2 separate regions of the Homo sapiens genome follow, and region 2 is linked to region 1. The links are chromatin contacts, found by Hi-C or POLR2A ChIA-PET in ENCODE. All regions are on one chromosome and are shown on one strand. The core of a region is the stretch at or near the end of the contact, and the rest is flanking DNA. Distances in the headings are between cores, read along the strand shown. Region 1 holds the start of ZACN (zinc activated ion channel). Region 2 overlaps UNC13D (unc-13 homolog D).

Region 1 (3,173 bases), core at 674-3,173:
GTGGCAGCGTGTTGGAGCGCGAGTCCAGCGACCTGTTGCACATGAGCGAGGCGGCGGGGGCCCTTCGTCCCTGCCCCGGCGCTTCCCAGCCATGCATCCTCGAGCCCTGTCCTGGCCCGTCCTGGCAGGGCCCAAAGGCAGGCGACAGCATCCTGACGGTTGATGTGGCCTGAAAGCACTTAGCGGGCGCGCTGGGATGTCACAGAGTTGGAGTCATTGTTGGGGGACCGTGGGGAGAGCTTTGCCTGTTAATAAAACGCACAAACCATTTCACACACAGTGACAGCGCTGTTTCGCGTTTCTCATTGTCTTGAGATTCTGGGAGGAAGCCTCTGGGGCTTCACAGAGGGGCTCCCTAGGGGTAAGTGCAGGACCCTTTGCAGAGCTACCAGGAAAGAGGGCTGATCACACCTCAGGCAGCCGGGTTACAATCCGCATAAAAATCTGAGTCTGGGGAGCGTGCGACAGAGGCAGGCAGATTGTTTAAGGCGTTCGATAAAGTCGGTTGATGACAGACACAGATGTGTGTTCCCAGCCGCATTTGTGCTCTGGTGTGTGACAGGTCTGTCCTTGCCTGCTTTCAGCTCCCAGGGCCCCTTTGAGTCTGGGCAGCCCAGTCAGTCCCCGTCCATTTTTGGCCTTAGCTTTTCCTTCCCTGGCTACATCTGGGCCAGGATCAAGTCTCCAGCAGCTGTTTCACTCCCCGGCGGGGGGGGGGGGGGCAGGAAAGTCTTTCCCTGGCAGGTTGGGCTCCAGGTGCACAGCACTGCTGGGCTGGCGCAAGCTGAGAATCCACTTCAGGACAAGAATGTCCCAGGGCTTTGCTCATGAGTTGGCCTTTACCTGTTGTCAGGTAAAACTCCCTTCCCAGAGGTTTTTTTTGCTTCTGTTTTTTTTTTTTTTTTTTTTTTGGTTGTTGTTGTTTGTTTTTCTTTTGAGACGGAGTTTTGTTCTTGTTGCCCAGGCTGGAATGCAATGGCACAATCTTGGCTCACCGCAACCTCTGCCTCCCAGGTTCAAGTGATTCTCCTGCCTCAGCCTCCTGAGTAGCTGAGCTTACAGGCGTCGACCACCATGGACGCTAATACGGCTAATTTCTGTATTTTTAGTAGATACGGGGTTTCACCATATTGGCCAGGCTGGTCTCAAACTCCTGACCTCAGCTTCCCAAAGTGCTGGGATTACCAGAGTTCTTTTGTTCTTTTTGTTGTTGTTGTTGGGGGGAAGTGGGGTGGAAGGCAGAATCTCGCTCTGTCGCTCAGACTGGAGTGCAGTGTTGCAATCTCGGCTCACTGCAACCTCCACTTCCTGGGCTCAAGTGATCCAGCTTCAGCCTCCTGAGTAGCTGGGACTACAGGTGCATGCCACCACGCCCAGCTAACTCTTGTGTTTTTGATAGAGACAGAGTCTCCCTATGTTACTCTGGTCTCAAACCCCTGGGCTCAAGCAGTCTGCCCTCCTTGGTCTCCCAAAGTGCTGAGATTACAGGCATGAGCCACCACATCCAGGGTTCTTGAGCCAAGGCTCTTTACACAAAATCACTTCAGTGTTTAAGGAGAGCAAGGAGACTCTCAAGGCTGTCCCCATCTCACATCGTTAAGCACAGAACACTCTGCCCAAAGGTTTGGGTCTTAGGTAGGCTGGTGTCAGCCACCGAAATGCAGGGGACACTCGTGGGCCCTGATTGGAAGTACAAAGTCAGGGAGAGGTAGAGGTCCTACACCTGCCAGGTCCCCCTGGGCAGGCATTGAGCGTCTCAACGGGTTCCAGGTGGTGGAAATGGAGCGGGACAGGGACACCAAGGCAGGTGCAGTGTGGGCGGGGCTGGGTCCTGGGCTTTATCTTTGAGCGTTTGCGGAACTGGGGCAGGGGCTGCCAAGTGCACGGCCCCAGAGTCCTTGCCCAGAGCAGCTGCCTCTGGCTAATTGCTCAGCTGCCAGAGAAGTGACTGGAATAGAGGTTGTAGCTTAGGCACCGCTGCTCCCTCCAGTCCCTCCGTGCAGCCGATGATGGCCCTATGGTCCCTGCTCCATCTCACCTTCCTGGGGTTCAGCATTACCTTGCTGTTGGTCCACGGGCAGGGCTTCCAAGGGACAGCAGCCAGTAGGTGGAGGGCAAGGTCATAAGCTTTGGGACTTGGGCCCTAGGGCACCTGAGTGACCTTGACTTTTCTCTCTCAGTCTGGCCATCCCTCTTCAACGTCAACTTGTCCAAGAAGGTTCAGGAAAGCATCCAGATCCCGAACAATGGGAGTGCGCCCCTGCTCGTGGATGTGCGGGTGTTTGTCTCCAACGTGTTTAATGTGGTAAGTGCCTCTAGGCCAAGGGCCCCAAGTGCTGAGCTGGGCAGGGAACAGGACTCAGCCCTGGATAGTGCTGGGGTCTCCTGCTGCGTTCTTTCAACACAGCGCTCACCCTGAGGTGATGCATTGCCCTTCCCCCAGGACATCCTGCGATACACAATGTCCTCCATGCTGCTGCTTAGGCTGGTGAGCTCCTATGCCTGGGGAGGTGGGATGGGAAAGCCCAGCTGAGTCCAGCTCAGAACTACCAGCCTTCATCAACATGCTGAGCTTAGGGGCATGGATATGTGGAGAGCAGGAGCCTCAGTGGTGCCCTTGTGTCCCCAGTCCTGGCTGGACACTCGCCTGGCCTGGAACACTAGTGCACACCCGCGGCACGCCATCACGCTGCCCTGGGAGTCTCTCTGGACACCAAGGCTCACCATCCTGGAGGCGTAAGTGAGACAGTTCCTGCCCCAGGAATCTGCCATGCATAGCCCTCCTTTTCCCCCATCTACAACCTAGAGGCTGTCTGAGTGAATATGACCCTCCTGGCGGTCCCCGCCGGACTAGCAGTGCACCTTCACTGCCTCGAATTCCCCTCCCACTGCCAGAACTCTGAAAGCAGCTGGGGTTGGGGTTGGGATGCCAGGGTCTCCCCCCGGCCCCGTCCAAGAAGGGGCTGGGGCTCTGGCTGTGGTGCCTTTCCCCACAGGCTCTGGGTGGACTGGAGGGACCAGAGCCCCCAGGCTCGAGTAGACCAGGACGGCCACGTGAAGCTCAACCTGGCCCTCGCCACGGAGACCAACTGCAACTTTGAGCTCCTCCACTTCCCCCGGGACCACAGCAACTGCAGCCTCAGCTTCTACGCTCTCAGCAACACGGGTGCTGA
Region 2 (5,516 bases), core at 3,017-5,516, 250 kb before region 1:
CCCTCTACTCCCTCCAGAAACAACTGCGGGCCCACCTGGAACAAGTGGACAAGGTCAGCCCAGGTCGGGGAGCACTGGGTGGGATGCACGGTGGCCTCAGCCAGCTCTTGGACTCTGACCTGGTCCAGGCTGCTCCAGGGATGGCCACCCTCCTGAGAGCCTCTGCCCAGCACTGGGCCAGCACTCAAAAGGCCGGCCTGCTGGGAATGGGTGAGGAGAGTGCACTGGGGAAGGTGAAAAGGCTGGGGGTGAGGGGTGTCGGTGCCACCCCCAGCACCCCTGAGGGCGGCCCTGACCAAGCTTCTCACAAATGCCTGGGCCCCAAATGCGTCCTCCTGTACACCCTCCATGGAGCAGCGGGCCTTCCAGTGAGGCCCAGGACCCCAGGGCTACCCCTGCCTTCCCAGGTCTCCTGCTGGGTCCCCGGGGCCAACGTGGCATGGTGGGAAGAGCTGTCTTTCCTCTGTTCTCGGGCAGCCAAGCCCCCGGGTGTGGCCCTGGGCATGTCCCAGCCCTTTCTGGGCCTCATTTTCCCCATCTGGGGATTACAAGGTCAAATGAGACTGGGCGAAGCCTCTCTGAGGGGTGGGTCTTGTGGCAGCCTGGCCATGCCCCATGCAGAGGTGGACTCAGCCTGCTCTCTCACCTGCCAACAGGGGTCTGGGAGCACACTGTTGAGCTCGGTACCTCAGTTTTCCCATCCCAAGGGGCTGCAGTGAGGATCAAGGGAACTCCTCGCTCAACTTGGGGCCAGACCCATGGATGGTGACCACGATGCCCCTTTCCCTGCAGGCCGTGTTCCACATGCAGTCGGTGAAATGCCTTAAGTGTCAGGAACAGAAGCGGGCAGTGCTGCCGTGCCAACACGCTGCGCTGTGTGAGCTCTGCGCTGAGGGCAGCGAGTGCCCCATCTGCCAGCCTGGCCGGGCCCACACCCTCCAGTCGTGACCCTGCAGGCCTGGCCCAGCCTGGCCCAGATCTTCTCACCTAGGACTTTTTAAAGTATATATATATATATGAATATATATATATATGTGTATGTATGTATGTATATGTATATGATTATGTATATGTATACATTTCCGTATGTATGTATATGTATACATTTCCGTATGTGTGCAGGTATGCGTGGTGGTGTGGACAGTGTCTGTGTGTATATCTGTACATAGATATAGACACACACTTTAAAAGACTTACCAAGCACTTTTTAAAAGAAGAAACTATTTTGCAGTCCTCCCCTACCCACTCCCTGCCCTTCCCACTGCAGAGATGACATCCCCTCTTCTCCCACTGGCCTTTTGGCAGAGAATCTGGTTCTGTCTCTTTTTTAATGTAGGAACTAACTATTTTTAACTTCTTCCTGGGGCCTGAGCAGGGAAGGGTGGGACTGGAAGGCACTAAGGGGAAGGGAGAAGCCCTCAGGGCAGGCCCTGCTCCCCCTACCTCCTTGCCAGGGCAAGGGTGGAGTGTGGAAGACGTGGGTCCCCCAGAGCAGGCCTGGCCCCCAGCTGTGAGGGCCTCAGGGAGGCCCGAGGGGGAGTGCTGGGGGTCTCAGCTGGCTTAGCTCCTAAGTTTACCAAATGTTAATTTAGTCTTGGGGAGAACAGCAAGGGCTGGAGGCCAGTGCTGCAGGGCCAGCCCCACTCCTGACACCTGGGCCCTTGAAGCTCCTTGAGGGGCAAGGCCCAGGAGTTCCAGCCCTCAGGTTCCTGAGGGTCCACCCTCAGTCCTTCCCCCCGCCGCCCCTCCCCGGACTCCCCACAAGAGCCTCCCTGGCCCCAGGGCCGCCTACCAGGCTGGTACTCATTCTATGACCACCGCCCCCAACCAGCTGCCCCCAGCTCTCCCTGCCCCCTCCCCTCTCTGGCAGCTAGCAGGGCAATTGGCGGGGAGGAGTGCGGACTGAGGACTGAGGACCAAGGGGGCCCAGGCCCTGCCCTCCTACCCGGAGGGGCTCCGTTTGCATTCCTTGGTGCTCTCTGAGTGCAGCTGGTGTCCCGCCCTGTTCTGGGCGGACGCCTGTGTGCGTGTGTGTGTGCCTGTCCAGTGTATATTGTGTCTTAGCTTCCATTTTAAAAATTGTTCTGTACAGAGAGAGATGCAGCAGGGGCGGGAGGGCAGAGTGGGCGGAGGGGAGCAGCCGCACCCCCAGCACCGGGTGTCTGCGGTAGGAACAAGAGGGCTGAGAGGGTCTGGTCCTGGCCCAGGCTCCCCCTTGGGCTCAGCACGAAAGGGCTTTCAATGAATTAAGTGAAAACTTTTTCCTTTTTTACAAAAATGCAAAAATCAACAAAGCTCCAAACCTATTGGAAATAAAATATGAACTTGCAGTGGTAGCTTGTTTACATGGGGGTGAGGGGGAGTGGGTCCCAAAAGAGGGCCTCTGAACTATGAGGTGGGCCAGGAGCCTTGCCTCAGCCATGGAAACGGCTGCTGCCCACACCCCTGAGCTGTGGTAAGGCAGCTGGAGAGGGCTGGAAACTTCCTGGGCCCATCAGGCCCCAAGACAGTTCAAGTGCTCTCCGACCTAGGCCTAGCGGTTGATGACACAGGGACCCTTAGCCTTGGACACAGAGGCCCCCCAGGCCCTAGGACTCTTTAGGGCTGTGTGGTCAGCGGTGACTGGCAATAGGGCCCGTAACTGTTTCTCAGAGGAACAGTGTCTTCCCAACTGGGCATGGTGGCGCATGCCTGTGGTCCCAGCTACTAGGGAGGCTGAGGTGGGAGGATCACTTGAGCCCAGGAGGTCGAGGCGGCAGTGAGCCATGATTGCACAGCTGCCTCCAGCTTGGGTGACAGAGTGAGATCCCATCTCAAAAACAAAAACAGGCCGAGGCGGGCAGATCACTTGAGGTCAGGAGTTCGAGACCAGCCTGGCCAAAATGGTGAAACCCCGTCTCTACTAAAAAAAAAAAAAATACAAAAATTAGCCAGGTGTGGTGGCACATGCCTGTAGTTCCAGCTACTCAGGAGGCTGAGGCAGGAGGATCCTTTGAACCCGGGACGCAGAGGTTGCAGTGAGCTGAGATTGCCCCATTGCACTCCAGCTGGGCGACAGAGTGAGACTCCATCACAAAAACAAAAAACCCAGTGCCTTCCCATTGGGATGATTTGCTGGTAGGACCCAGAGGAAGTCCTGCCTTCTGCCTTCTTCACCCTACCCTGCCCCTGAGGGATGAGGGGCTGAGGCCTAAGAGGTACGTCCTCCCTCCCACCTCCTCAACTAGGCTGTGCGGTGGGGGGTGAGAAAACACCCTGGTGGGATCCTCTTTGCATGGTCTCGGGCCTTGGATGTCATCTCAGCTAACCTCGACTCCTGTCCTCATTTTGTGCAGACTCAGAGGTTCCGACATGGAACCAGGGTCACACAGCTAGGATGACGTGATGACCAGGCCTCAGGTTCTGACACCCCCCAGGCAGGGGAGGGACCCAGCTCCTCTACGCCCTACTGTCTCAAGAGCAGCCCCTCAGCCTCAACCTGCACCCCTGGGAGGCCCCTGCTCACTGTGCTCCCCCGAGGAACGGGTCCCTGTCCTGGGTGTCACCACAGGAACTGGTATGCCTGGTAAAGCAATTTATTCAAAGCCCACGGCCAAAAATCACCCTAGCCCTGCCTCTGCCTCAGTTATTTCCACACCTACCCCCCTGCTTTGTAGCTACCCCAAGGTGGCGGTAGCTCAAAGTCCCCTGAGGGCTGGGGAGGAAGCTACCCGGCCTGGCTCGCATTCCAGGCCCCACTGTAGGCCAAAGGCATATTTTAAGAGGACAATGGATTTGTTTTTATTAATTTTTTTGCTAAGAAAGTTTCTAGGTGGCAGGTGCTGTCCGGGGAGGGGGCGTGCGCAGCAGACACAGCAGCCAAACTGTCCTTTCTGCTTCCGTCTGTCTGTGCCAGCCCTGCCGCCTGCCAGCTCTTGCTCCCTCAGAGCCAGAAGGTTCTTGGCTCCAGGCTTCCTGGCCTGGATGCTGGCAGCCCCTGGGGAGAGGACCCAGGCCCCCTCTAGTAATGGCCACCACCCTCCCCCCAGGGCAGCTGGAGCCTCATCTTTGGCAGGGTCCCCTCTCCCTTTTCCAGGAGACTCTGTGCCTGTAGCCCTGGTCCCAGTGAACCTGGCCCCCACCCCAGTGGCTGGAACAGGAAGGCCAGGAGGCAGATGGGCCAGGGCCAGGAGACAGATGGCCCAATCCCCTGCCCACCACAGCAGCTTTTCTGAGAGGCGGGCAGGGGCAGGGTTTGCTCCCCCTGGTGCTGGGATGTGGTAGAGACATTGCAGCCAGGGCTGGAGGCAGGGAGGCGGGAGTAGAGATGTCGCTGCTGAGCCCCCATCACCATGGGAGGCAGGGGAGGTCTGCACTCTGGGCACTCCGCATGCTGGGGCTCCCCAAGTGTTAGGCCAGGCTGGAGGGCCGCGATGTGGCGGGGAAGCCCCAGACCCTACAGGAAAGCCCTTGCAAGTCCCCACCGGGGACCCAGCCCCACCGCAAACCTCTACGGCTACGGTGCCGGCCGCAAGGCATGCTGGGAGGCCTGCTTGGCCCGGTGCCGCCGCAGCCTCACAAAGACCTGGGCTTCTCGGTCACCCTTCCGGCCCTCCAGCAGCTGCAGGATTGGGTCCCCTGCGGAGAGAGGGGTTTGGGGGTCAGATGCCAGGGGAGAGGGCAGTGCCTGGTGGTGGCAGAGAAGAGTGTGTGGGGGGGTACACAACACTGCTCCATCTCCCCAACAACCTGGAAGGAAACAAGTGACAGACCCGCGCCAGCCCAGCCCAGGAGGTGGTCTGACAGACGCATCCGGTCGGGTCGCGTAACAGACAGAGTGCTGCTGGGACACTGTCCTGACTGCAGCGAGGGGCTGAGATGTGCCTGAGGTTTGACTATTACCTTTTTATACGAGAACCTAAAGCTAGCAAGTTAACCTTTTCATGCCTCGGTTTACTCATCTGTAAAAGAGTGCTAATATCTGCTTCGTTGGCTGGAATGCATAAAGTGCTTAGCACTTGCTCATAATAAGTGCACAAGCATCAGACCGTTGCTGGTATCAAAAATGCTCTGCAGGGAAGCGGCCCCGCCGAGTGAGATCCAGGCCCTTCTCCCCAGTTAAACTTCTTGGTGACTTCCCCATGCAAGGAGAGTCACGTTACACTTAGCTTAAAGTTCACTGGTCTCTTGATTAGACCGAGAGATGGGCCGTGGCTGTCCCACTGGCTCCCGTCTCCAGGGAAGCTGTTCTCCGACCCTGGCATCACCTCTCTGGGGCCCCTGCCTGAGCTTTACAGGCTCCCGTCCCCGCACCACCCTGCCCTGGGCTCAGGCCTACCGTTGGGTGCGGGGTACGTGAGGGGCAGGCGGGTCTGAGGCACCTCACCAGGCTCCTCAGAGCCACTCAGCCCGGGCACCTCACGCAGCGGCAGGAAGGCCTCGCCTTCCAGGTCGTCGGCCCCCAGCGTGTCGTAGTCCAGCACGGTGAGCAGGAGGCATGCCCCAGCCTTGCGGCACGGCTCAGCAGGCACCAGGCT

The links. A loop is a pair of places that touch in the nucleus more often than their neighbours do. ChIA-PET counts read pairs that join two places held with the same protein, here RNA polymerase II (POLR2A).
Region 2: a map of sigmoid colon shows a loop between it and region 1 (2.1-fold over the local background). The contact joins the enhancer-like site here to the promoter of ZACN in region 1. A Hi-C loop is called at or near these places in 1 of 168 maps with a recorded cell type or tissue (sigmoid colon). POLR2A ChIA-PET finds 5 or more read pairs at or near these places in 2 of 52 experiments (activated CD4-positive, alpha-beta T cell and activated T-cell).

Annotation. Positions count from the first base shown.
Region 1 is chr17:76,077,259-76,080,431 of GRCh38, forward strand. It overlaps ZACN (zinc activated ion channel), which reads left to right and starts at 1,924. Exons shown (of 9, transcript NM_180990.4): 1 at 1,924-2,103; 2 at 2,181-2,305; 3 at 2,444-2,488; 4 at 2,630-2,736; 5 at 2,997-3,166. The coding sequence starts at 2,007. GALR2 (galanin receptor 2) reads left to right here. Exons shown (of 2, transcript NM_003857.4): 2 at 1-279. The coding sequence ends at 173. RefSeq lists enhancers at 1-232, 1,758-2,755, 2,587-2,636, 2,756-3,173.
Region 2 is chr17:75,823,470-75,828,985 of GRCh38, forward strand. UNC13D (unc-13 homolog D) reads right to left here. Exons shown (of 32, transcript NM_199242.3): 31 at 5,318-5,514; 32 at 3,756-4,617. The coding sequence ends at 4,496. It overlaps UNK (unk zinc finger), which reads left to right. Exons shown (of 16, transcript NM_001080419.3): 15 at 1-53; 16 at 793-2,330. The coding sequence ends at 948. Among named protein-coding and RNA genes, the nearest start is that of UNC13D, 18 kb to the right of the region's middle. Within about 2 kb of position 4,267, at least 31 of the 41 ENCODE cell types and tissues checked have a DNase peak (open chromatin) inside an H3K27ac peak, as active enhancers do; they include sigmoid colon, where a contact is called at or near this core.